7 separate regions of the Homo sapiens genome follow, and regions 2, 3, 4, 5, 6 and 7 are each linked to region 1. Evidence: chromatin loops called from intact Hi-C (ENCODE). Cell type or tissue: Caco-2. All regions are shown on one strand.

Region 1 (4,000 bases):
TTCCAGAGCTCAGTAGCATCAAAGCACAAGGGACAGAGACCCAAAGGATCCATGAATGGGGACTGAGACCCGAAGGATCCATGAATGAGGGCTGAGCCATGTGGTGTGTACACACCCACAACATGTGAGTGAGAGCTGCGCCCACAATCTCCTGTAGGTCAGCCTCCAGGCCATGCAGACAGCCCCATACCCTAAATCCCATGTACGCCATCTACGTTTCTTCTCTCTACTTTGTTTAATAAATCAAAAATTGGCTAAAGGGAGGAGGTGGTCAAGGATGCCATGACCCACTAAACAGTCTAAACAGAACGCAGCAATGTCACTACACTAGAGCTGGAAATGGGGTAGCAGAATGCCAGCTCCCATAGCAAACCCCAGGATGAAAGTGAAAGCTGGGGTGAAAAGGCCTAGAACTTGCTTCCAGAGCACAGGTGACAGAATCCCTGAACGTGAAACATTCTTCTCTCGGGGATGATGACTTAGCACTGAGGTATCTTCTGGAGCCCTGAGTCACTCAGCTCCAGGAATGATGGGTGTGGACCAGACTGGAAATTCACTGGACCGTTTTCAGTGTAACTTGGACCCAACCTAAGCATCTGGGGGACCTGGAAGAGACCCATGTCATCTGGTCTAGGCCCCAGTTCCAGGCAAATGGTAGAAAAGCTTTTCGTTATGGGATGACTCTGATCCTGAGCTGACAGGAGAATCCCATAGAATTGAGACGCTCCAGCACCACCTTGGATTTTGCCCCACTGTCTGGTTCTGTGAAAGAGCGAAAAAAGTCAGGATGAATGAACCAGTGCATGAACAAATACATCATAGCCTTCCTTCCTCCGCAAAGGTAGAATCTTGGCAGTAGCCATCTGCCAGGGCAAGGAATGGCCTGAGAGGGTTAGGGGAGAGGCAGAGATGTCTAGGAAGTCATGAGGCTGCCACACAGTAGGAAGAGGAAGGCCTTCCATCTGCGGCTCCAGCCACAATTCAGGAGATCCCTGAGCTCCACCCATGGAAGCTTGGACAAGCCACATCTCTGTTCCTAATATGTTCCTACATATGTTCTCTAATCTCTAATATGGGAAGAATAGTCACAGCTTCCCTGCTTCCTCTGTGAGATAACACAGTCTTAACTGTTTTCACTGAAAAGTTGTCAGTGCACCCACAACTCCACCCTCCCTACTGACTCTGGGGCTGGCGAGCAGCCTTTCCCAATGTAATTATGGTTTCAGAACTTGATTTGATCCGTGTAATAAGCAAAACCATGTAATGAAAAGCCATGTTAAATGGAAATCCCATCCGAGTATTTTTGTGCTGGATCTTAGGAAGAACTCAAAGTGGGACACGTGAGGAGAGGACTGTGCTGATGAGAGCAAAGGAGAGAGCTGGGGTCTTGGAATAGGAAAAGGCCCATAGGTACTAGGAAGCTAATGAGTAACTAGCCATGGGCTACTGTGGTAAGAAGGGCAAGTATTTTGGATAAAACATGGAAGGGCTTCTTAACAGAAAAGGTTTGCTGCTACCAGCTGACCATACTATAAATCTTGCATTAATGCATTCACTTACTCATAAGTATTTAACATGCCCACCCCACTACTCTTGCTCAGGGACTGGGAGAGGAGAAGTACAAAGCTGTACTTTGAAAGTACCCTAGAAAGGGAGTTTGAAGGACTTGGCCACGATCTTACAGGCCTTATATTGGACAGACAATGCAGCCTGCTAGGGGTAGCGCACACAGCCAGGCTGCCTGGGCCCAGATCTGCCGTTTATGAGCTCTGCAACCTTGGGCAAGTTGCTTAATCATGCTGCGCTTCAGTTTCCTCACTTAGAAAGTAGAGATAACAATAGTCATTTTTTCATTAGGCTGTCGTGGGGAATAAACGATTTAATACATGAAAAGTATTTATAATAGAACAGAGCCTGCCACATCATATGTGCCCAATAATGTTAGCAATTATTGTTCCCTAGAAAGGGAGTTTTCAAGGAGGTGGCATCATCATCCAACATCAGCAGATTATTCCATGCATCGCAAAGTCAAATTTAACATTTTGCTTTTTTCTATTATATATAATAAACTTATTTGCTCACTTCTAACATTTGTCATTTTCAGCCTTCATTTTACCAGCACAGACTCTAGCTCTCGGTATTTGGGCCTTAAGATCTTCACAAACAAACAAATCTTTCTGAAATAGAAAAAAAAAAAAACAGACCCAAAAATCTAACACTATAGTGACCTCCTACTAGGCTTTAAGTTTAAACGGATTAGGGCAGGAAGTTTTACGTTCCTGTCGTATTTGCTGAAGGTGTATGGCAGGGTGCGGCGCCTGTTGCAGGATTCCAGCAGGGCCTGCCCTGGCTCCCCAGGGCTTTGCAAGGAAGCTGGAGAAGTCCGCCACCTCGCTGTCACTGCACATCAGTAGACCCCTATCCCCACCCGCAAACTCAGGGCACCCACAGTCTCTCCAAGGACTGCAGTTTTGTCGCCAGATTGTGGGAACATCTGTCTTGAATCTAAAGAGACAAAACAGATGGGCTTGGTTTCGGAGTTCCGCCCACTCCCCAGTGTGCTGTTGTTAGTGACCACAGGAGTGGGAGCAGTCCAGAGAGGTTCAGCCCAGGAACTCATTAAACTAAGCTCCTCCGAAAGGCACCTTCCAGTGTGGATGGGGGCAAGGAGGGAGGAGGGCAACTGGGGCCCAGCAGAACTCCTTCCTCCCAGAGCCCTTACAAAGGCAAGGGAGGTCGGCCTGGGCCAAGCTCCCCGCCCACCCTCCCAGCTTTGCACCCCCTTCTCAGCCAGACCCACTGCCCTCTCACAATGCAGAAATGAAGATGGAAGGAAACAGGGAACATGCAACCGCCAGACTCCCTCTGGAGCCCAAGTAACTGTTCCACAGTGTGCATAAAGGGGCCAAGCTGGTGCTCCTCCGGCTTGATGGAGTTGGTCAGTAGAAACTAGGATGTCCCAACCTTGTGATCCGTGGTCCATGCAGCACATTGTAGAGACATTGGTTGACTTTTCCATGAGTTAAACCCTGTCTGGGGATGGCATCCCAGACCCAGTCCGGAATGAAGGACATGACTGAGTAATAAGGGGACTGTGTGCTTAACAGAAGACATGACTGAGTAATAAGGGGGCTGTGTGGTTAATAGAAGCCCTGTGTTGCCGAATCAGGCTCACACTGGAGCCATGCAGCACCTCACAAGGGGAGCTGAACTCCGACAAGCACCACCGCCCTGATGTGCAACTGTGTTGAACAGCCTGGCCTAGAGCAAAGTCACCAGGATCACCAAGTAAAGCTTCCCTTATTTGAAAAACTCACATATAAATATTATGACCTAGTCTGCTCACCCTCATATTTTAGAATAATATTAGGATAACAATAATAGCTGCCACTTGGGGGCTTACTATATGTCAGATAATATACCAGCCATTTTTCCAATATTATCTCATTTAGTATTCATGAAAATTCTAGCGTTTTTTTAATCCCATTGTTCAGATGGTAAAATTGAGAATTGAAGAAACTAAGTAATTTCCCCAAGATGACATATCTGGTAAAGGGCAGAGACAGGATTTTAAACCAGATCTGTTTGATGTCAAAACTCACATTCTCTCTCCCCACAAAACCCTCCACGTGCTGCACAGTGACACAGTTCAGACAAGGACTAAATTCTATGGAAATAGTGAAAATACCTGGATTTCTAAACTCTTGGCTAAATAAAGGGCTTGTCTCTAGTTCCCTCGTGAAAAGTTGAGGCCAGGTGCAACGGCTCACACCTGTAATCCCAGCACTTTGGGAGCGGAAGGCAGGCGGATGGCTTGAGCCCAGGAGTTTAAGACCAGCCTGAGCAACATAGTGAGACCCCGCCTCTGCGAAAAATAAAAAATTAGCTGGGCCTGGTGGCACACACTGGTAGTCCCAGCTACTCAGAAGGCTGAGGTAGGAGGATCACTTGAGCATGGAAGATCAAGTTTGCAGTGAGCCATGATGATGCCACTGCACTC
Region 2 (4,000 bases), 51 kb before region 1:
GAACACTAGAACTTATTCCTCCTATCTAGCTGTATTTTTGTATCCATTAACCAATCTTTGGCTGTCTTCCCTCCCATCCTTCCCTTCCCCTTATTCATTCTTTAAGATCTTGTCCAAATGTCGCCTCCTCTGTGAAGCCTACCACCTTCCTTCTTAGGAAGCATCAGGTGTTCCTGGCTCTGGACCAACTCCTAATTTTGTTCAGACCTCTCTAACAGGGCTTCTTACCTTGCTTTGTGATTGTTTCCCTACCTGTCTTCCAGGATGAATCTGGAAGGGATTGCTGTATCTCATTCAAAGATACAGAATTTCCACTTTTTAATGTCTCTGAAATCAGGGTGCATTTATGTTACAATTGGCAGTGTTTTTTTTCTTTTTTTTTTTCATTGCTTGGTGAGACCAAACTAAAAAAGTAATGGCACAATGAGAGCATGTGGCATAGATTGGATGCGTGTTGGTATTTGTCTTTGTGTTCCCAGTCACTGAGCTCAATAAATGTAATAAATGTGTTGAATGTACTGACAACACTAGTAAAAGTTTACTGCAATTACCACACGTGTAAATTATTTGGCTGGCTGCCTCTCCTCTGCTCTGGATGGTAACCTCCCCAAGGGCAGAGACTGGGGGCCCTTTCATAGCAATGGGTTGGGCATCTCGTGAGAAGCCAAAATATAATACATGGTTTTTGAGGAAAATGTGCCCTTGAGTTGCAGGCAATGAAAGAAATCCCACCTTCCTCACTACAGCATGATTAGGCTTTAAAACTTCCTCCACCAAAATATCTGATTACTGCATTAGGAAGCAGAAGAGTCCAGCTAGAGTGCGGGATGAGAAATGTGCGGGCTGAGAAATGTGCGGGCTGAGAAATGTGCGGGCTGAGAAATGTGCGCTTGTGGGACCAGGAGACAGAGAGCATTTGCCCTCAAAGCTGCATGTTTCTTTGGAAACCCCATAGGGCTCCAAACAGATTATCTTTCAAAGAACTCATTACAAAGCAAAAAGGGCTTTTAAATTTCAAGTGTTTTAACAAAATCTTTTTTATCTAGAAGTTCCACTAATTGTGCTGTTTCTCTCCAGTTCATAAAATGATAAGCCAATAAACAGAATCATGCCAAGAAACTCTCTCATCAAGACAACTCCAACTATAAGCTGATACCAATCATTAGAGGGCTAAATATAATAATGCTTAGTCCAAAGAATGGGATGGAGGATGGAAAAATGGAGACCTTCTGGTTAGTGGTGAGCTCCAAGCTAGACCCTATCAGAAAGAAGGTATTTTAAAAGGCCCAAGTATGAAGTGTCTGGAATGTACATAGAGTTCCTATAAGCAAATATTGACTTTTAAATCTTTGAGATTATCTCAAAGCTGTTGTTTGAAGGTGCACCTTGATTTTTCCTTGATGAGTGGATTGGAGTTCCTGCCAAGTAACAAAAGGACTCAGTCTATTTGAGGGCTCTGGCCCAATTCAGACACACACAGACAGCATCCCCCAAACTACCACCATTCCTCCTTAGGGGAAATCATGTCTGCTCTGTCTTTAGTACCACAAACACCTTGATTAAACTAAGGATGTGTGGTTTTACTCCTCCTCACCACCCCTACCCGCCCCCACCCCTCCGCACCCGGCCCCTAGAAAAGAAAACCAATGCAGCTAAAGTAAATTGCTCCATGCCTCACCAAAATGTCAACCTGTCAGGTAGGCTCAGATTATCGTCCCAGGGTTAAGCCTGGCTAGATTTGGGCTGCAGGGGCTCCTGGGAGTACTGGCTAACTAGGCCCCTCTGAGGGCTCCTGCATCCTGTACTTGAAATCAATCACAAACCTTTAACTTCCTGCTTTCCATTCTCTTCCTTCTCTCTTCAAGTTCAGTTTAAATAAAATTACTCTGCTGAGAGATCTTTAAAAAAAAAAAACCAGACAAAAAAAAGCATCAGGCTGGGCACAGTGGCTCATGCCTGTAATCCCAGCACTTTGGGAGGCCAGCGCAGGAGGTTCACTTGATGCCAGGAGTTTGAGACCTGCCTGGACAACATAAGGAGACTCTATCTCTACAAAAAATTTAAAAATTAGCTGGGTGTGGTGGCACATGCCTGTAGTCCCAGCTACATGAGAGTCTGAGGTAGGAGGATCACTTGAGCCTGAGAGGTCAAGGCTTCAGTGAGCCATGATCACAGCTCTGCACTCCAGCCCGGGTGACAGAGCGAGATCTGTTATCAGAAAAAAAAAAAAAAAAAAAAAAAAAGGCCGGGCGTGGTGGCTCACGCCTGTAATCCTAGCACTTTGGGAGGCCGAGGCAGGCGGATCACGAGGTCAGGAGATCGAGACCATCTTGGCTAACACGGTGAAACCCCATCTCTACTAAAAAAATACAAAAAATTAGCCGGGCATAGTGGCGGGCGCCTGTAGTCCCAGCCACTCAGGAGGCTGAGGCAGGAGAATGGCGTGAACCTGGGAGGCGGAGCTTGCAGTGAGCCGAGATCGCGCCACTGCACTCCAGCCTGGGTGACAGAGCGAGACTCCGTCTCAAAAAAAAAAAAAAAAAAACAAAACCAAACCAAAACAAAACAAAACAAAAAAAAAAAAACAAAAAAAAACCCCATCAAGTAGAAACACCCCTCACCAGGTCCTTCTTACAGATACTCCCACCCCTTTCCTTCCATATCAATGTGTGCCCTTACCTAGCTTCTTTCTGGAGAAGATGCTTGCAGTCTGTTTCAAACTCTCCTAATTATGGCTCCTAATGGGTTAGGTAGCTAAGAGCCATATTAATGTGATGTTATTCAGCACATGCCTTGCCATTCCTCTTGCTTGACTCTGATAATCGTTTGCAGCTCCCATTCAGGAGGCATCCACAGTTCCTTGGAGAAGAAAAACACAACAGTTTCAATACGGTAGGTCCTATAGCAGAGGGACGAGCGTATGAGGGGAGAAAGAGGAGCTCTTAACTCTGTCTACTTAGTAGCTACCCATCCAGTGCTTGCTATGGACTCACCCTACTTGGCCTTGGGCAGCCCTCTCTTAACCAGCCCTCTTGACCAATTCCTTTCCCTTTATTTCAGCTGAAACAAAGCTGGGATTTTTTCCCCCTCAAATAATTGTACTGAAATTAAGGAGGAAGCTAAGGAGGAGCAATACAAAAACACAGAAGTAGATGAATTTACAGAGTCACAGATTTCTTATCTGACAGAACTTCCTGGGGATTCAGCTTCCTTCCCCACACTCGCACTCTCCATGAAAAAGACCCCGACCCTTTGTGTACAGTAAGATAAACACATTTCCAAAGGGGATGGGCCCCTCACTTGTGGAGATAGTTCTCTCCCTTTATCCTGGCCCACCCCTTCAGCCAAGGTCCTGAGACTAATTTAAGTAGAACATGATCAACATTAATCCTACACAACTTTAAAAAAAAAAACAAACCAATATGAACCCAAACTGAGGAACATGCAATAAATAACTGATTTGTAATCATCAAACACATAAACATCATGAAAGTAAAGGAAAGAGAGAGCTGTTTCAAAATGACAGAGACTAGAGATGTCTCTGTCAAACAAAAATGCAATGCATGAATCTAAAATGGATACTTTTGCTTTAAAGGACATTATCAGTAAAGGTTGAATGGGGTCCAAAGATTAAAAGGTAGAATTGTACCAACATTAATTTCCTGATTTTGATAGTTGTATTGCAGTTACATGGGCGAATGTCATTGTTTATGGGAATACACACTAACATATCCACTGGTGATGGGACATTTGAGAGCAACTTGCTCTCAAATGGTGTAGAAAAAATATGTTCTTTGTACTATAGTTTAAATTTGAGATTGTTTTAAAACAACAACAAGCTACTCTGAATCCAACAACCTAATTTTCAGGAATCTAATCCAAACATATATTGTTGAAAAAAAGGTAACCGACTAGTATTATTTTTTGCCAGCAAAGGTGAAATAACTCCAATGTTCACCATAAAGGGACTGGTTGAGTCCCATCATATACACACATTAGA
Region 3 (4,000 bases), 180 kb after region 1:
ATATTAGATATGGGGTGATTTATAATAGATCTTGATACTGATCTTGCACCAATAACAAGCCAAGGGGAAATGGGGCTGATTTAGTAATTCCCTCACATTTAAGGATGACATCATGAAAACCAACTACTCCAGTCTTCAGTCATAGTCAATTACAGCTTGGAGCCAGCACGGTAATTGTTTTGCTAATTTGTAAGTAACGGCACTTATTTCATTTTGAAAAATATTTGCCTTTAATATTTGGTAGAGGCCAGGTGAGGTGGCTCACACCTGTAATCCCAGCACTCTGGGAGTCTGAGGCGGACGGATCACTTGAGGCCAGGAGTTTGAGACCAGACTGGCCAACATGATGAAACTCCATTTCTACTAAAAATATAAAAAATTAGCCGGGCACGGTGGCATATGCCTGTAATCCCAGCTACTCAGGTGGCTGAGGCATGAGAATTGCTTGAACCCGGGAGGTGGAGGTTGCAGTGAGCCAAGATCACACAACTGTGCTCCAGCCTGGGTGACACAGCAAGACTCTGTCTCAAAAAAAAAAAAAAAAAAAAAAAATTGGTAGAGACTGCACAAAGGCTGCCTCTGGCCCTCCTACTATTACCCTCAAAACAGATCAGCTGTTATTTTTAGCATAGACCATATCATGACATATCTACAAAAACCAAGTTATCCATTGAAAATAACAAAAAGCATTAGGTGAGTTTAAGTTGAAGGAGTAAGCAATCTTGGTAAAAGTGAATTGAGCCAACGTAAACTTTATAGACTAATTAGCATGTCAGCAGGTCAAACGGTTTTTTTAAATAGTTTCATTGAGATACAATTCCCATACCATAAAATTCACCCACTTAAATTACAATTCAACAGTTTTTAGTATATTCACAGAATTGTGCAACCATTAAAATTTTAGAACATTTTTGTCATCTCCTCCACCTTTTTTTTTTGTTGTTGAGATGGAGTCTCACTCTGTTGCTCAGGCTGGAGTGCAGCAGCGCAATCTTGGCTCACTGCAACCTCCACCTCCTGGGTTCAAGTCATTCTCCTGCCTCAGCCTCCCAAGTAGCTACGACTACAGGCACCCGCCACCATGCCAGCTAATTTTTGTATTTTTAGTAGAGAAGGGGTTTCACCATGTTGGCTAGGCTAGTCTCAAACTCCTGACCTCAGGTGATCCACCTGCCTCGGCCTCCCAAAGTGTTGGGATTACAGGTGTGAGCCACCTCGCCCGGCCTCCACTTTTTTAAAAAAACATGTAACGTTTAGCAGTCAACCTCCATTTCCTTCTTTCCCCTCTAGCCCTAAGCAATGACTAATTTACTTTGTCTCTATAAATTTCTGTATCCTGAACATTTCACATACATGGAATCATATGATATGTGGTCTTTGTGTCTGTCTTTTTTCATTTAGTGGATTTTCAAGGTTCATCCATGCTGTAGCACCTATCAGTATGCCATCCTTTTTACTGCTCAGTAACACTCCATTGTATGGATATACCATATTTTATTTACCCATTCATCAGAAGATGAAAATTTGGGTTTTTCCACTTTTGGACTAATGCTGCCATGAACAGTCACAGACAAGTCTTTGTGTGGACATGTGTTTTCACTTCTCTCGGGTATATACCTAAGAGTGGAATTGCTGGGTCATGTGGTTCAAATGATTTTTAAAAACTGTTTGCATAGCTGCGGGAATGTTCTCCATAGTCATATGTCAAAAGAGTGAGCGATATTTAATCCTTATACACACCCATCTTACCAACCACAAACAATCTTTCATTCTCTCGTCCTGACCCTCATTCTGATGTTATCCTCTATGCTCACTTTGTATATGCAAACTACTCTGAGATCTGCCGTATGTGAGCAACGCAGAGCCAGATGGAATCTCCAAAAATCAGTTATCCCAAAATCTTGTTTTCAAACAGTATTGAACTACAACCATCTAATTCTTAAAGGTCCGTCTGTTGTCTATTCTCAGAAACATCTTCAAATCACTGGCCCAAAATCATACATATACTATACTAATATCGAAAGAGAATAATGTTCAGGTTTTTAAACAAGTTTGAGACTACCCTTTGTAGGCCCTCTTTCTTTTCTTCCTCACTGAACACACTATGTCCCTGATGCCAGCTAATGTTATGTATCCTCAGTACTGCCAGGTCCTAAAATGAATCCCATTTTGAATAACATAGTAACCAAGTGCAGGAGAGCTCTGCTGTCACTCCTCGAGGTATTTTTCTCTTGTTTCAGTAGTCTTACTCGAATTTGTTTTCAGAGTCAACAACAGTACTGCACAATTTAACGTCAAGAATTTTCTGCTGTTGCTGCTTCTGTAACAGCTTGGACTTTCTTTTCCCTCTGAGTTCCTCTGAGAGAAGCATATATAAAATGAGTAATTGTCGCTGCTAAAGAATTGCTGGAGTCAGCAACGCTTCATAGGAGCTGCATTTCCTCCTCTCCTCCTTTCCCTCTCACCACAAACTCTCCCCCATCAGTTCAGAATTAAAGGCACATTACTGGGATAAAGAAATCTGACCTGAAATATGAGTTGCAGCAACAATGGCAAGCAACCAAGAGTATTAACAATAATTTCCAATGTTGCTGGAAAGGTTAGATGATCTGTCTTTGAAATGAGCCAACTCTGCACACGTTCATGAGATTAAAATCAGCTTGCTTTTCCTTAACATCTCGTGCTTCTCCTCTTCCTACCACCCCAAAAGGATGGGGTGGCTGAGGCACATAAACAAGTGGCTCTGGAAATTAACTTTCTTGACCAGAAGAAAGCTCAAAGATAAATTCCATTCTGCATTACTTTTCCTATACTTCACTATGATCAGGATTTTTTGTGGTTTCTCTCTCCCTGGAGAGCGAATACCTGAGTGATAACATTTCTGACACACAGAAGCTTAAAAACAGAATACTCTGTGTTATCTTGTTGGGAAATCTGTACTCTTAAATGATGACCATTCACCCACAATCTAGGCCATTTTTGAGCCACAGGAAAGAGGACGCCATTTCTCTCTGAAGATGATGACCTTGCGCAAATAAGTTTTCTGCACCTGTTTTGTCACCTGTAAAATGAGTATAATTGTAGGATTCATGGAGTTACTGTATGAGTGCTTCGAACAGTGTTTGGCAGAGTAAATGCTGAGTAACTATGAGCATATATCTTTATCATCACCATCTCCGCTAATGTCACCGCCACCTTTGGGAAGCTGCCTAGATAGTGATAAGGAGCTATGCTCAGGGATTTTCAGGCAAGTACAAAGTACCGCCATCTTTATTCCAGAGTGTTCCCATTTCCCCTCACTCATCCTGCAGAAGCAATAAGTTCATATGACAAAGTAAAGAAAGAAGACAGAGGACACAGGAGGAAATGGGAAAGACATTTCACAACAACAGAGAAAACGGTACCTTATTTGGTTTCTCACAATCATGTTTAAAAGATGAAATTATTATTATTATTTTTGAAACAGGGTTCTGCTCTATCTCCCAGGCTGGAGTGCAATGGCAATCACGGCTCACTCCAGCCTCGATTTCCCAGGCTCAAGCAATCCTCTTGCTTCAGCCTCCCAAGTAGCTGGGACTACATGTGCTAACTACCACACCCTGCTAATTTTTTTTTTTTTTAGTTTTATTTTTAGTAGAGATGAGGTCTTGCTATGTTTCCCAGGCTGGTCTTGAACTCCTGAGCTCATGCGATCCTCCCACCTTGGCCTCTCAAAGTGCTGAGATTACAGGTGTGCACCATCACCATGCCTGGCCTAAAAGTTGAAATTCTTATGAACGTTTTTTTCCAATACGGAGGGCCAGGAAATGGGGAGAGCCAACCAATCTCTAGACAGAGAAATCCTAAAGTTGCCCAATCCAGACAGCAGCTGGTATTTTAAATCTGTTCTCTTATGTTCATACATGAGCTTCTTTTGTTGAACCCCAGAAGAGAAGAAAAGGACTTCTGTCCAGAAAATCATCTCTGCAGACTCAGTGGCAGTGGGCTGAGAGCTGACACC
Region 4 (4,000 bases), 130 kb after region 1:
GAACTCTGAAAGAACCTTGTGAGGACGGACTGCATTGCACATTGAGTAATCGTAAGAATTATCACTGCTATTTCCAAGAAATCTAAATCGAAGACCAATCTTACAATGAATGTATTTCAAGTCAAGTGGGAAGCCTTGATGAATGTTCTCGTGGGCTTATAAAAAGCTTCAGGATCAAGACAAGTGATCCCAAAGTCCTGCTAGCAACTGATCACGACTTTCAGGTCTTCCACAGTTGCAGCATCTGCCAACAGAGTCATCACAATAGGGAAACAGCGAGAGTCCTCTTGGTTTATGTTCACCTCAGCACTGAGATAAAAATGGCCAAAGGTTGCCAGCCTTTCTATCACATTGCTCTATTTCATAAGAGTGAGATGAATGTTTGTAACAGTTTATTGTGTAAGACCCCCAAATTCCCATAGATAATGAAGTCAAGAGGCTGTTAAACTGATCTAATAAAACTTTCAGGATGACGTATGCAAGTACCTCATTCTTGCTGAATGTATTTAGACCACTGCTGACCTAGCATATCATGGTATATGTGTAATTAACACATCCAAAGGAGGAAAATCATCATCTTGTTGCTGTGCTATAATCAAATTTAGTTGCTGGTGAAAATATGTATGCCATTTTTGTTGGCTAGCATTTATAAAATAACTGATTTTTTCAATGTCAGAGTGAAACCTCAAAATGTGGGCAAGAAGGCTCACAAATTCTCAGGTCATAGAACTATAAATGTCTTGTATTAAATTTCACATGAACCATTTATTCATAACGAAAAGCATGCAGTTTCTGAAGTAAGACTAAGAAGCAAGTCGAGGGCAGGGATTTTATTAGTGGTTCTATCACAGCAGCATTTTTAACACACACAAAATTATATTTTCCCAGCTACTGTGCTAGGCATTAATATTTTCTATACAATTATATAAACGTATCTTCTAAAAACGCTGGCAAAAAAAAGTACTTCAATTAATTGATTCCATGACCTACTAATGTTGCAAGCTGAAAACTAGAATCACCTGAAAAGTTTCTAGATATCCTGATGCCCGGGCCACACAGATGGTACAGAGCTACATGTTCCACTCTGGTTTTGTTTATAACTGGCATCAGGACATTCAGAAATGATCGTGACTACACTTGACAGCACTGATACGTAGTAAGTGTGCAGTCAGTGGTAGCTGTGTAGAACTACACAGGGCTCTGTGGAAGCCCTGAATTAATCACTAATAAACTCGGTGTAAACCAAAGCTACTCACAACAGCTACCACTGACTGCACACTTACTACGTATCAGTGCTGTCAAGTGTAGTCACGATCATTTCTGAATGTCCTGATGCCAGTTATAAACAAAACCAGAGGGGAACATGTAGCTCTAACCTTGTTTTGACGTCGCCTGAATAAGAAAAAAATCCTAGGTCATTTTCCTGCCAAAAAATAACCATGCCCACCTAAGTGTAACTTCTCTGAGGCTTAGCTACTCATCAACACTGAACTTCCAACAATGTTTATCTAATTTTTTGACTTTTGCACTGTAGTAAAATCTTCCTTTCACTTGTACTAAAAAGGCATTTTTATCAAGGCTGTCACCAAAACCCACAACAGTCCAGAGGCCTTTGTCCCACTGCCAGCACAGTTCTGAATGTTTAGACGAGAAACCCTGGATGTTCTGCTTCTTGTTTCTCATTCATGTTGTGGCCATAAACTACAGCAACCCTATATACATTATACACAGAGTACGTTTTTCAGAGCGGAAAGCGGGATGTCACACTGGTGCATTCCAGAGGCAAGAAAGCAAACAGCACAAATACAGAAGATATCAACGGCAACTCCGAATTGTGTCCTGAAGTAATTAAAGAGCGATGCCGTGATGAAGCTGGTGATGGGGCTGATTCGTGGAGGAGGAACAACTCCCTCTGCTCCCTCCAGGCATTGTTGTCCTCACGGGCCAGCAGCAATAAGCTTCATACACTCAGGGCTGAGGAATTTGGAACTGGAGTTAACTGCCACTCCTCAGGCACATTCCAATAAGAAGAAAGCAAAGCTGCAGTGAGGTGTCCCTGACTGCAGGTCAGTGGAAATTTTCAGCTTCAGCAAGGAGTGAGCTAGCACTCCCCTCCTGACTGCCAGCTCTCCTGACCCTGACAAGGCTACAGCTGAGTTTTAGAAGGTGTTGTTTTAGAAGGTATTGTTCAGATGTTATTTCCATCTGATTTGCGGAACTGTGAGGCAGGCTACGGTGACCTCTACAGCAGAAAAGCGGAAACCTCAGAGAGTCTAATGGCCTACCCAAGGCCAGAGAGTCATGCACCAGGCCCAGACCAGAACTTAAGACTTCTGACTCCTGGTCACAGCTGGCCTCTGCTTGCACCCTTCCAGAAAGAAGACCTCACTAGCTCCCAAGACAGCAGATTTCTGTTCTGTTAGATTCATTTTTTATACACTAGTCTGAGCCATGCCTACTAGAACAAAGAATTCCTTCGTCTTTCTTCCATGAGACAAGACTTCAGGTGTTTAAAGGTGTCATCTGACCTCAATCACATGTTTGCTTTTTCAGGGCAACACCCCTAGCTTCTTCAGTTCTGCCCCAGATACCCTGGTTGTCAGAGCGTCAACAGGATAGTCTCTGAAAGACGGTGTCGGGACAAGATTCAAGGTCTCCAGGTATGGTCTGAGAAGCATACTGTGATGGTTCATTTTATGTGTCAACTTGACTGGGCCACAGGTGCCCAGATATTTGGCCAAACATTATTCTGGGTATTTTGGTGAGGATGCATTTGGATGAGATTTAAATGTTAGTACATTGAGTAGGGCAGATTTCTCTCCCTGACATGTATGGGTTCATCCAATCAGTTGAAGGCCTGAATAGAACAAAAAGCTGACTCTCTCACAAGTAAGAATTCTACCTGATGGCTTTCAAACTGGAACATCAGCTCTTCCCGGTGCTACAGCAGCCTACAGGCCTTCGAACTGGAACTGGGGCACTGGCTCTGCAGATTTTGGACTTCTTAGCCTCTATAATTGCATGAGACAATTCCTATAATAAATCTCTTTCTCCATATATGTGAACACTGCATGAAGCATCCACATTAGCTTTGGCATCAGCTGAACCCTGCTATGATCTCATATTTACTAATTGATATAGTTTGCATATTTGTCCCCACCTAAATCTCATGTTGAATGGTAACCCCCAACGTTTCACATGGGGCCTGGTGGGAGGTGTTTGGATCATGGGGGCAGATCCCCCCATGAATGGCTTAGGCCATCCCCTTGGTAATAAGTGAACTCTCGTCTTGAGTTCACGTGAGATCTGCTCATTTAAAAGTGTGTGGCACCTCCCCCGACACACGTTCTCTCTCTTGCTCCTGCTTTTGCCATGTGTAAGTGCCTGCACCTGCTTCATCTTCCTCCATAAGTAAAAGCATCCTGAGGTCTCCCCAGAGGCAGATGTTGGTGCTATGCTTCCTGTACAGCTTGCAGAACCATGAGCCAATTAAACCTCTTTTCTTATAAATTGCCCAGTCTCAAGTATTTCTTTTTAGCAATGCAAGAACAGCCTAATAAACTAATCTATGCTTTAAACATAGAGCCAACAAAGATTTATGGAGTGCCTGCCTACTCCATTGTTCTCCATGCTGGAGACACAGTGGAGAGACACAGTGGAGAATATGACAGAAAAAATTCCCTGCCCTTATGGAGATTAAAGTCTAATAAGACAGCCAGAGGAGCACAATAAGGTCACTGAGAAGTTAAAGACCTAAAGGAGACGAAAGAACAAACCACACAAACATCAGGGCAAGGAGCATTCACAGTTGAGACGCAGCAAGTGTAAGGTCTGACATGGTGAAGGAAGACCAAGGAGGTCAGTGTGGCTGGACACAGGGCTGAGAGGAGGTTGGTAGGACACAGGGCTGAGGCAAGGTTGGTAGGACACAGGTCCCAGAGGAGACCAGTAGGCCCAACAGGACCTTGTAGACCGTTGTAAGGACTATTGAAACATCTAC
Region 5 (4,000 bases), 220 kb after region 1:
ATCTCAAAAAAAAAAAAATCCACTTGATTCAAGCAATGTTTGATAAAAGTTAAACACAAAGGAATACGAAGTATCCTTTTTCGTTCAATTTGCTGAAACCCATATTAAGTCCCTGCTATGTGCCAGCTACAGTGGCCACAAATAGTAAGACAGAGTGCCTTGGCCTTAAGCAGCTATACTCCCAGAGTCGAGAGAGAGTGACAGGTGGAGTCAGGATAGAGAGACAGGTACACAGTGAGGTAGCACATTAGAGGGTCCCCTAGAAGGCTGCCGAGGGAACGGAGGAAACACAAACAAGGGCCATGATCGCCTCTTCATTACCTTGTCCAGTACCTTATCCCTAAGTTATGGTCCTGTTAGATGTGCATTTCTTCTATTTTAAGTCCCGCTCACATTTATATTTAGTAGGAGGCCGCTGTGGTGAGTGGTGTGACTGATTCTCCAGCTGACTGTCCTAAGCCAATCACTGTAACTCCATTACTCTACCAGGGACTGATTCAAGGATGGGAGGAAAAGCTGAGTCAATTCAGCCAATGATTGCAAAGAGAGACATACTGGGTGTCTGGGGAAAGAACCTCTCTCGCTCTTAGCTGAAGCCAGCATTGCCCTTCCTGTTTGAAGGAGCAAACCGATGGCTCCTGACAGCCATTCCTAAGCACCAGCACATCCTTCTTCAGCTGAAGATGACCCTATGCCAGTAAAGCAAACAGACAAAACAACCTAAGTATTAAATAAAATTAGTCATATTCCCATTTTCTCCCATCCACTATTAAAAAAAAAAAAAAGGCCTGGCCATGCCACCTGATGCCTGTCTCCCCTCCCTGGTCTGGAGGCACCTACAGAGCAGGGGGCCAGGAGTTCCACGGGTCTCATTTCCTCCCGTCAGAGCCTAGCACTTAGTCAACCACTGCAAGTCACATATTTTGCAAGAACGGAAAAGCGATGAACAGAGAGTTATCAATCTGTTGTTATACTCAACCCCAAACATTTTTAAAAGCAGATTTTAACGGAGAAAAAAAATTACCTACAGGCCTTTCCTATTAAAACAGATGAACATAGTTGCCTTTATTGATTCAAGCAAAGACCACATTTTACTGAGGAAAACTTTCTGTCCCTTGCCCTCTACCTATTCCTGTGGTGCCAACATAGAAAATGTCCTGGACTTCTAGGGAAGGTAAGCTCCCGGGGTGGGGACGCCGTAGGTGTGATGTAAAGTGCCAGGCATGAGGCTGGCATTTGATGTTAAGCGCTGTAGCAACGATCACAACAACAGAACCAGCGGGGCGTGTACAGGCTGGCGGTTACGACATGGAATGGTACTGGTTTCTATTCTCAGCATGTGTCACTGACTTACTGACAAGACAGTTAAACATAAAAGGGGTCCATTATCAGTGGTAACTGGGATCAAGTCCTTGGGATAGCAGGAATAAGAAAAATCCAGCAGTAATCCCCAAACCTCCTGTTTCTCAAGAGTTTCAATTTCCTGCTCCAAACCTTTTCAAAAACTGCTATTACCAAAGTAAACTGATTTAAGTTGACTGTTACTTCCTTTCCGTGATGTGACAGCCCCAAAGGATGAGCAGGGAGAGACAGGCCCCCATTATCCTCCACTTCTTAAGGCTTCTTTGTATGCACGCCGCATGAGATAATTCATTAACGAAGAAAAAGTTACTGGTTATGATAACACAGTCCCTGGCACACAGTAAGCACTTGGTAAATGTTTACTGAATGACTACAGGAAATATCTGAGTGCTGGACAGAGGAACAAAGCCTCAACTCTCCCAGGTTTACTTTTTTAGCCAACCTGTTAACAACAATAATAGTGCATGTCATCAAAGAGCTGGAAAGGAGCTGGCTTCAGTAAGGCTGCAGTCACTCACTACTCAGTGAATGAATCGATCCATTCAGTTTCTCTGACCCCCATCCAGAATACAAGGTAGTTATGGCCAGCACAGGCATAACTCCCAACGGACTTGTTATTAACCACACTGGGTAACTATGAATGGATGCAGAGACACCAGTTCAGTTCAGCTGCAGACTGTCCGGAACATTATCTTGGTTAATCATCTACTCCAGGGTACCGGCTCTTCAGATCACGCTGAGGTCTGCTTCTCAAAGCCTGACAGGATCAGAACTGTACAACCTCTCACAGTCTTCTTTATCCCTTCCCCAAGATAACTCGTCATGATCGCTATAGAATAAACCTGAAAGGGTTTACTTACTACCCTAATTACAATTACTCAGGGTGAAGCACTGGATTCTCCTGCACCATGAAGAACTTTCAAATGTAACCATGCACACCTCCTCTTCCCCTAACTCCACACCCCCGTCAATATTTTGGCTTCATTAACTAGTCAAAGGAAAAAGAGTTTGCCAAATGGCAAACTCATATTTCACACAGGTATCTCAGCCAAGACAGGAAGGAAACATCAAATCCATAGCCCAGTGTATAAATGTTCAGCACTGAAATGAATGAAAACGAACAGGACACTTGTGGTTACGCTTTGACTTAAATCCTTAGTTAAAGGGAAACTAAAGCTGATCCAGTTCAGTTTATCAACAGGAGAGTTCATAAGGAATTATCATGAGCAAACAGGGGCAGCCACCCCCGAAACTGTAGTTGCCTTAAGCAGAAACGGAGGTGCAAGTGAACTTAGCTGTGAAAGGGTCCCTCTGGATGGTCACCTCCACAGAAGCAGCAGCTGCTCAAGCCCCAAGGCACACTACTAAAGTTAAGGAGTGAAAGGCTGCTGGGGTAGAGGAAGACCGAAATTCTTCCAGGAAGGAATTCTAGTTTAAGCCTGTATTACTGTCACTGCAGTTCCAGGACCCTCCCACTGCAGGTCCCTCTCTCCCAATTCCCTGGCATCTAGTCAGACCAGGAAGAGCAGGTGAGGGACCTCAAGGACTCCTCAATGCAGTGAGTGGGTGTTTGAAGCTTTAAGGCTAAAGCTGACTTATACGTACGTGAAGGAGTCCCTCTTTTTCTGACCATCTTCCTGGGCATGTGTCCTGCTGGCAAATCACCAATGCCAGCACTCTCTACCTCCCAACCCCGCCCCCTCCACCATGACACCTGGGCCATGACCCAAGCAGACATGCAGTAACAAGGCACAGTGTGGCTGGGCACGATGGCTCACACCTGTAATCCCAGCACTGTGGGAGGGTGAGGTGGGCAGATCACTTGAGGTCAGGAGTTCAAGACCAGCCTGGAGAGCATGGTGAAACCCCGTCTCTTCTAAAAATACAAATATTAGCCAGGTGTGGTGGCACGCACCTGTAATCCCAGCTACTCATAAGGCTGAGGCACAAGAATCACTTGAACCCAGGAGGCAGAGGTTGCAGTGAGCTGAGATTGCCCCACTGCACTCTAGCCTGAGCAACAGAGCGAGACTCGAAGGTCTTCAAAAAAACAAACAAACAAAAAAAAAAAAACAAGGCATGGTGTGGGGAAGAGAGCCACAGGATGGCATCAGAAGACCCATGCACTGGCTGTGGTTCTGACAAAGTGACACCAAAGGGCACATATGCTAGAAGGGTCCAGCCATAGAATCATAGAACCTGTGAATACCAGAAGCACCCAGAACATAGCAGTCCCCTCAAAGGAAGCTCTGAGATTCAAAGTGTGCTCCAAGATGATGTCCATGGCTCACCAATTCCCATGGAGAGTTAAAACTACCAAGGATGCTTTGGACACAAGAAAACAATCACTATGAAAGCAAGGACTCTAAGGGGACAACAAACTCCAAACTCAGTTGTTCCAGACAAGGGGTTTTTTTTTGTTTTGTTTTGTTTTGTTTAGAGACAGGATCTTGCTATATTGCCCAGGCTGGAATACAGTGTCTATTCATAGGCACAATCCCACTACTGATCAGGATGGGAGTTTCGACCTGCTCCATTTCTGACCTGGCCAGTTCATCTCTCCTTAGGCAATCTGGCAGTCCCCTGGGAGTCCCCAGGGAAGTCACCACACTGACGCTGAACTTAGTGCAGACACCTG
Region 6 (4,000 bases), 81 kb before region 1:
TTCTTGACAAAAGCCAAAACCTCTTTTAACAAGGGTGCTTATTTTCCTAAGTTTAGTACAATTTATTTGATTGAGAGTGACACCAAATGGTAAGAAAAATGAAATGCCTCATTCCTCTTACATAATCTCTTAACAGTAGACCACCCAACTTCCCCATAAAATGTAATTTAAATGAAGCCAAGATTCTAATGCCATGCTTTAGATTCAGAGTGGCCCCAAAGGGGCCTTTGGATTTTGTAGTTGCCATTACCTGGAATGCCTTTCCCTCTAATCTGTATATCCCACTTCCCTCTACAAAGCCTTCATTGATCAGTCCAAATGATCATGTCCTTGATTCCCTATACACAGTTTATAAGCTTCTTGAAAGTAGAGACTGTATTATATATCCCCCCACATTTTCCATTGCTGCATTTAGAAACTCGGGTCCTCAGTCAAAACTTGGGAGTTGACCAGGAATCTGACACCATGGGGTTTTCCAAGCTCCACCAGGATAATCCCATTCTAAGGACAGCTCCTGTCTTCTTAAAACATCTAAAGGATTATACTGTTTTTCCCTTGGTCATCTGTCCTAAGGCTTCTCAGCCCCGCAACCCCCATCCCATCCATCTTGGTTCTAATTTCTCTCCACTCCAAGTTGCTGGTGCTCCATTCCCATCGCTTTGACCTCAGTGAAGACAGAACAGCTGGTGGACATTTAATCTCTAACAACTTTTTACAACCTTGTATAAGAGGTAGGTAAGCAAAAATTTTACAATTCTCTATTATAGTCATGTTTTTAGCTCCTACTGTGTACCAGGCACCATAACAATTTAAAAAATCAATGTTTTAAGGTCTTGTATGTATAAAATACTATGGGAAAGCATAATATACACATTTGATTATGCTTTGCTAATGTGATTCATCTTCATACATGTGGAACCCTATTCATCTGGATTTTTCTGAGACAGCTTCAATTCCAAAAACTCGGTGTTCTGAGAATGCCAATGTTTCTGCATCCAAATTGCATTTTTAAGAATGTCTCTCTCAACTAGAAGTAGTACGAAATTGTTAGAAAGGCATTCCAGTTTTTTAGCTTTCAAAATATGTCCATTCTAATATATGTGGTACCGGAGGCTCTCTGCTTTGGGCACCAGCTGATTTGTATATTATTTAGTGAAATAGAGATTCTTCCCAATGTCTTTTGAGAACAAAATGGGATCTTAAGCACTTTCATTGAGGTCTTAAATGTAAATGTATGGATGTCACAACTGGGCAACATTTTAATGCCTCCTTACCATTTGTTGATTTAGAAATAAATCCTGATGGGAGGCAGCATAACATAAAGGAGACAGCCAAAGCCAGCTTTTCCCTGTATTGTGAGTTGCAGTTTCCTCATCTGGAAATGGGGTTTATGTTGCCTACCTCCTTGATTGGAGGAATGAGAGTATGCTCACTAAGTACAATGCTGACACAAGTACCTAATTGTTAACCTTCCCTCCTTCCTTTCTTTCCCTGGTTTCCTTTCATCTCCCCATACAGGGGAGCATTGTCTGAGAATATTCTTACATATTTCTTCCTTAACCTGTTTTAGTACATAAGGGCTTTTAAACCATTGAGTGGAAAATTGCTGTTATTTGACATACTGTGAGCCTAACATTGTAGTAATGCTAATTTTCTGCAAATTATGATCTCTCTGTCCATTAGATGGCAGGAGTTCCTTTGGCCATGTTCGGTGAGGAAGCTGCCCAAACACGTTTGGACTTGTGTATCAGTAAGGCTACTAAAAGAGAAAACAAGGTATACAAAATAAACTGGCTCTTATATAAGTAAAACAATTTTACCAGACAAAGGGAGAACTAGTAATAACCTATTACCCCCCTCATCTTTTCTAGTCACGAATTTCTTGTATTTTCTATTCCTTCTCTTCTGGGCTTTTGCATTTCCTGTTTCCTCTGCCTGGAGCACTTCTCCACCAAACCCCAGCTTCCTTCACCTAGCTAACTCCTCTTCATCCTTCAGGTCTCAGTTCAGCATCACTGCCATTAGGAAGGCTTATTTTACCTCTCCTTCTGAGTTCAGGATACCATATCCTTCCTCCACCCCATCCTGCTCATTGTATAGTACCCTGCTCATCATATAGTAGTACCCTGCTCAAATGTTGCCTCCTCACACAGGCATCCCAGTTTACTCTTACTTAGTGTCTCTTTTTCTGACATGTAGAATAGTGCTTGGGACAAGTAGACATTCAACCCTATGGTAAAAAACGCCTTTGCTCCCCCAAACTTTGTAGCTTCCAATCATTCCTATTGTGGCACTTATAGCACTACATTATCAGTCCTCTATTCTATAACACCACTAGATTGTGAGTGCCAGGACAACAACAATCAGGTCTATTTCATGCACCATTGCATCTCCAGTGCCTGGCACAGAATCAGGCCTCAATCATTATTTGTTGAAAAATGAGCACACATATAGTATACACATATGCACACAGTATAACTACAGTGAAGCAAAATTTTTTTGTTTGTTTTTTGAGGAGGCCAGTGAAGCAGAAGAGGAGAAATGGTAGCAGTGACCTATAGCAGGCTTCCTTTGCAATGACAGCATCCATATTCAGAATCAACCAGGTGGGCTTTTGATAGCAGTTACACTAAGTAGCTTTTTGTTTTTGTTTTCGTTTCGAGACGAGTCTCACTCTTTCACCCTGGCTGGAGTGCAATGGCGCACCATCTCTGCTCACTGCAACCTCTGCCTCCCAGGTTCAAGCGATTTTCCTGCCTCAACCTCCTAAGTAGCTGGGATTACAGGTGCCCAACACCATGCCCAGCTAATTTTTGTATTTTTAGTAGAGACAGGGTTTCGCCATGTTGGCCAGGCTGGTCTCGAACTTCTGACCTCAGGTGATCCACCTGCCTCGGCCTTCCAAAGTGCTGGGATTACAGGCATGAGCCACTGCATCTGGCCCACTAAGTGGGTTTTATGTTGACCTGAATTTTCAATGAATGAATTTAGAATTAATGTCAAACTTTGTAGGAAGTTGAACATGGCTTGCAGAGCAAGAATTTGGGAGGCCACAGAAGGTTTGAAGAGATAAAATAGATGTTTTTGAGCAGCCACCTGGTGACCAGATATAGTGATATAAAAATATGCAACAGAATAACCTATATGAATTTAGATAGTCAGCTGTAAGAAATGGGCTGAAATATAACAGTTAGAAAAATACTCAGATTTAAACACAAGAATACTTCACAAGATATGCTCTGGGTCTTCTTGTTTGCTTGCTTGTTTGTTTGTTTGTTTGTTTGAGACAGAGTTTCACTCTTATCACCCAGGCTGGAGTGCGATGGCACAATCTTGGCTCACTGCAACCTCCGCCTCCCAGGTTCAAGCGATTCTCCTGCCTCAGCCTCCCAAGTGGCTGAGATTACGGCATGCACCACCACACCCGGCTAATTTTTGCTCTGGGTCTTAGGTAGCAAATGATGTTCATATATGAGGCCTCCTCTGTGAAGGGCCCAGGAAAAAAGTAGAACATGGCTCCAGCCAGAGTCTCTCAGAGTCAAGAAGGGCCTAGGGTCACTTCCATTTTTTGGATCCCAAAATTTTTTTTCTGTTTAAGACTGTAACATGGAAAAAATGTTTGTATGTTAAGCACAAAAGGGACATAAAATTGTATAGACAGTAGAATAACGACTATGTAAACACACCAAAAATCTATGCACAGAAATGTGTAGGGGAACATTTAACACCAAAAGATTAACAGTGGTAGCATTTGGGTGGCAAACTGATTATTTCTAAAATTTCCAAATTTTCCTTAATAAGCAGTAAGTATAATTGCAACTGGAAATAATTTTTTAAGTACCCCTCTGGCTGAGGAGTGCAGTGTCACTATCAAATACACATCAGTGGTTTTGGCCGTGACTCCTAAGAGGATGGCAAATGCCGCTGCCCCACTCCCCAACCACCCCCAAGAGAGCATGAGCACCTCTGGCTCTGCTGAGAGAATCTTTGCAGCCCCAGC
Region 7 (4,000 bases), 100 kb before region 1:
TAGAAATCATCCTCATTTTCTCTATTTCTCTCCTAAACCACATTAATCACTAAGTCCTAGCCATTTTGGCTCTAAAGTATATCTAGAAGTTCATCCATGTCTTTCTGTCTTCTCTGCCACTACCTCAGATGAAGCCTAGACTACGACTGTAGCCTGCTTCTTCCTTCTCCCCTTAATTCTGTCTTTACACAGCAGCCAGAATGATCTTTAAAATATAAAATATATATGTATATAACTTAAATTGGGTCATTAGTTCCACCACTTAAAATCTTTCAGTGGTTTCCCTATGTACTTTGAAAAAAAAATTCAACCTTCTCATGCCTATCTTCCCACCTCCCTCACTGTGCTCCATTTCTTTAGTTTATCAAATTTGTCTCAAGAGCTTTCTTACCTCAGGGCCACTGCCCAGACTGTTTCCCCATTCAGGAAGACCTCTCCCAGTCATTGCTTGCTGACCCTTCATCTTCTGATCTGAGCAAGAGTGAAACTGGACGCAGTAGTTCATGCTTGTAATCCCAGCACTTTGGGAGGATTGCTTGAGGCCAGGAGTTTGAGACCTGCCTGGGCAACCTAGCAAGAACCCATCTTTACAAAAAACTTAAAAATTATCCAGGCAAGGTGGCACACATCTGTAGTCCCAGCTACTTGGGAGGCTGAGGTAGGAGGATCGCTTGAGCCCAGGAGTTTGAGGCTGTAATGACCTGCGATCACTCCATTGCACTCCATCCAGCCTGGTCAACAAAACAAGACCCTGCCTCTGAGAAAAAAAAAAAAGAGTGACATTGCTTGAAAGATGTCTTCTCTGAATTAAATTAGATTCTCCTATTTTTTTTTATTGTCATAGCATCTTTAGATTTCTTTCAAAGCCCTTATCGTATTCTGTCATTATAAGTTACCTTGTTATTATCTGTATTGTCCACTAGATAGTAAACTCCATGAGGACAGAAATTCTGTAAATTTTATTCACTATTGCATCACTAATGTCTATAATCCCTAACAGCAAATAACAGTGCCAACTAAATACTGAATGAATGAATAAGCCTGTTTGTTTCAGCCTTCTGTGTATTATAGAAGACAAGAAAATGAGATGGCCTCTATAAAGAATGCTTGCATACATTCTTGTACCCTAAATATGATCATTTCTTTTTCTATATTTTTAACTGTCTCCCTCTACCACTTTTTCTTTTTCTGTGCTTAAAAAAGTACATGCTAAAAATGCCTTCATCTGATCTTACAATGCAGTCAGGCAAATTGTCTTCAGGCTCAGCTTCCATTGTGTTATATTTTCCTTCCTTCTGTTTTGTTTCTTCCTTTCCACTTAAATTGCTGTCTTAAAAATTACCAGTTAATTATTCTTTGCCTAACTAAAAGCCTTCCCTCAGTTGTTATTCTCTTTGACTTCCATGCTAATAACTCTTCCTTCAAAATTCCTTTCTTATTTGGCTCTCTAACTTGGCTTCTTCCAAGCTCAGTTTTCTTTTCTCGCTATTAATTTTCATGTCTGTAGGTATCACTTCTCTGCAGGTACTCTCACTGACTTCTCACTTGTCTTCTCACTTAAGGCTTAGTCCCTTGTCTAGATAACTCTATCAAAATGATGAGGTCTGGTTTTAGATGCTTCTTTTACTGGCTTCTCTACTCATTTTTTGGTATCTCTATTGTTTTCTTACTCAGGCTCAAAATCATAGAAATCACCTTTGTCCTATTTTCCTCTTTTATGAAGCAGTGTAACATAGTGATTAAGAACATATATCTGGAGCAAAATGCCTGGGTTCAAATCCTGGCTCATTGATCTATTAGTTTAGTGACCTTGATTTATTTATTACTGTTACCATCTTATCTGCTAAGTCTTATTAATCTTTTCCCTTTTTTCTCATTCTGCTGCTTCCCCAGTCACAACTATAATTACCTCGTTTGAATTATTATAGTAACTTCAAAACTGGTGCCATTTTTGTTTTAAAAGAAAACTTTAACACGAGAACACAAGTCACTTGTGTTTATATTATGTGATGATGATTTAAGTCAGTTTTCTAGCAATATGTATGCATTGCTAAAATTGCGGTTTTTAAAATTAGGCATAAAGTTTCAGTCCCTCTGACCTTTCTTCTAAAAGTTCCTTGTGCATTTTTCCACTAGGGGGCAAGATAATGTCATGGGAGTTAAATACTGCTTTAGGAAGAATGATCATGTAGTTATTGCTATGCCATATCTGGAGCATGAGTCGTTTTTGGTAGGTTTTAATATTTCTTGAATTTTTATTAGCTAAATATTTAATTGCAAACAATATTTGTAACTCATTTCATTTGTAACTTTGTTTTAGGACATTCTGAATTCTCTTTCCTTTCAAGAAGTACGGGAATATATGCTTAATCTGTTCAAAGCTTTGAAACGCATTCATCAGTTTGGTATTGTTCACCGTGATGTTAAGCCCAGCAATTTTTTATATAATAGGCGCCTGAAAAAGTAAGTATGAAGAGTTACTAGAAAATATTTATCCTATTTCTTTTAAAAAACAATTTTATTGTCTATATTTAAGGTATTGAACATGATGTTATATATAGTACAAAAGTTACTATTGTGAAGCAAATATTTATCTCAGTTACCCATCTTATTTTTGTTTTTACGGCAAGAGCAGCTAAAATTTACTCATTTAGTATGAATCTCATATACAGTACAGTTTTATTACCTGTAATCTTCAGAGTGTGCATTAGGTCTAGATTTATTTATCCTACATATCTGCTACTTTGTATCCTCTGACTTATATCTCTTAGATATAATATAACATACTGCAATAGCCATGCACAGATTATTTCTGTTTCAGTTTCTTTGTGATTGGAAAGGGAAATTTGGTGATGAAGAAGATAAAATTGTATTAGTGGAATAATGTACATTATTAGATGTACTATGGTTCAGTGGAAATAGCATGAACTAACAGACTTAGAGTCTAATAATTTTTGACCTTAGACATGTCTCTTATCTCTGGACTTCATTTTTCTTTTCTAGTAAGTGAGGGGATTGGACCACATGATAGCCAATTTCCTGTTTTAACACAAAAGTTTTATTTTTATGTATACTTTTTAATGCTGATTATAATTATAGAGAAATTATAAGCTAAAAATAACATAAATACCTCTATATAATGGATCATATTAAACATAATAATATTATAACTTCTTTTTTGAGCTTTTATATGCCTGACTTTTTAATTTTCTTTAATTGGATCAGATTTTAAAACCATGATTTTAATTTTTTTAAGCTTTCTTAACTAGAAATTATCTGCTATGATGCCATCTCTGCCACCATCAGAGAACAACGGACTGTGTTTATGTTATGTATTCCTCTTCTGCCTTATTAACACAGACCACTGGAAAAAGAAAATTTGATTGTGGGACAACTCTTAATTTTCAATCCTGGTTAGCTGTTAAATTCTTACTTTGTCTGGAAAACTTATTTTTTTTTCTTTTTTCCAGAATGTTATAAATTCCTAATTGATCCCAAAAAGAATTACAGTTTTTATGAGGATGGTTTGAGAGTATTACAATGTTACTAAGCTTTAATTGCTACAGATAAGTAAAAATGCTTAATTTTGTCTCTTAGGTATGCCTTGGTAGACTTTGGTTTGGCCCAAGGAACCCATGATACGAAAATAGAGCTTCTTAAATTTGTCCAGTCTGAAGCTCAGCAGGAAAGGTGTTCACAAAACAAATCCCACATAATCACAGGAAACAAGATTCCACTGAGTGGCCCAGTACCTAAGGAGCTGGATCAGCAGTCCACCACAAAAGCTTCTGTTAAAAGACCCTACACAAATGCACAAATTCAGATTAAACAAGGAAAAGACGGAAAGGTTCTATCTCTTTTATTTCTTAAGTACCGACACTGTTTTAGAAATATACTCCTTCAACCAACAGAGGGAGATAGAATACTAGGATAGTACTTATAATTTAAAAAACTTTTTTTTGCATTTGTTATATGTATTCATTTGATTAAATTTTCACTA

The links. Hi-C counts contacts between places; a loop is a spot of excess contacts. Peaks named below come from ENCODE experiments on the same cell type or tissue, not always from the same donor. Only the 100,000 strongest peaks of a DNase experiment are listed, where the experiment ranks them.
Region 2: a loop joins it to region 1, with 8 times the contacts of the local background. A loop is called at or near these places in 8 of 110 quality-filtered maps.
Region 3: it touches region 1 in a loop (2.6-fold over the local background); 5 of 110 quality-filtered maps call a loop at or near these places.
Region 4: it touches region 1 in a loop (5-fold over the local background); 7 of 110 quality-filtered maps call a loop at or near these places.
Region 5: it touches region 1 in a loop (2.3-fold over the local background); 5 of 110 quality-filtered maps call a loop at or near these places.
Region 6: a loop joins it to region 1, with 8 times the contacts of the local background. A loop is called at or near these places in 10 of 110 quality-filtered maps.
Region 7: a loop joins it to region 1, with 8 times the contacts of the local background. A loop is called at or near these places in 5 of 110 quality-filtered maps.

Annotation. Positions count from the first base shown.
Region 1 is chr1:91,609,265-91,613,264 of GRCh38, forward strand. No RefSeq gene overlaps it. Among named protein-coding and RNA genes, the nearest start is that of CDC7, 110 kb to the left of the region's middle. RefSeq lists enhancers at 1,976-2,477, 2,478-2,977. In Caco-2, no CTCF peak of the experiment used is centred here; a DNase peak (open chromatin) is centred at 2,347.
Region 2 is chr1:91,558,712-91,562,711 of GRCh38, forward strand. LOC102723436 (a long non-coding RNA gene) reads right to left here. Exons shown (of 5, transcript XR_007066219.1): 3 at 2,680-2,859. Among named protein-coding and RNA genes, the nearest start is that of CDC7, 60 kb to the left of the region's middle. In Caco-2, no CTCF peak of the experiment used is centred here; no DNase peak of the experiment used is centred here.
Region 3 is chr1:91,793,278-91,797,277 of GRCh38, forward strand. All of the region lies in intron 3 of TGFBR3 (transforming growth factor beta receptor 3), which reads right to left. Among named protein-coding and RNA genes, the nearest start is that of TGFBR3, 91 kb to the right of the region's middle. RefSeq lists a silencer at 2,995-3,289. In Caco-2, no CTCF peak of the experiment used is centred here; no DNase peak of the experiment used is centred here.
Region 4 is chr1:91,735,174-91,739,173 of GRCh38, forward strand. All of the region lies in intron 4 of TGFBR3 (transforming growth factor beta receptor 3), which reads right to left. Among named protein-coding and RNA genes, the nearest start is that of TGFBR3, 150 kb to the right of the region's middle. RefSeq lists an enhancer at 1,582-2,781. In Caco-2, no CTCF peak of the experiment used is centred here; DNase peaks (open chromatin) are centred at 298 and 2,008.
Region 5 is chr1:91,825,974-91,829,973 of GRCh38, forward strand. The region is part of intron 2 of TGFBR3 (transforming growth factor beta receptor 3); the gene reads right to left. It also overlaps the pseudogene RN7SL653P. Among named protein-coding and RNA genes, the nearest start is that of TGFBR3, 58 kb to the right of the region's middle. In Caco-2, no CTCF peak of the experiment used is centred here; a DNase peak (open chromatin) is centred at 2,048.
Region 6 is chr1:91,528,367-91,532,366 of GRCh38, forward strand. The region is part of intron 4 of LOC102723436 (a long non-coding RNA gene); the gene reads right to left. It also overlaps the pseudogene WDR82P2. Among named protein-coding and RNA genes, the nearest start is that of CDC7, 30 kb to the left of the region's middle. In Caco-2, no CTCF peak of the experiment used is centred here; no DNase peak of the experiment used is centred here.
Region 7 is chr1:91,509,461-91,513,460 of GRCh38, forward strand. CDC7 (cell division cycle 7) reads left to right here. Exons shown (of 12, transcript NM_003503.4): 5 at 2,137-2,230; 6 at 2,321-2,463; 7 at 3,598-3,847. Among named protein-coding and RNA genes, the nearest start is that of CDC7, 11 kb to the left of the region's middle. In Caco-2, a CTCF peak has its summit at 2,114 (motif pointing right); no DNase peak of the experiment used is centred here.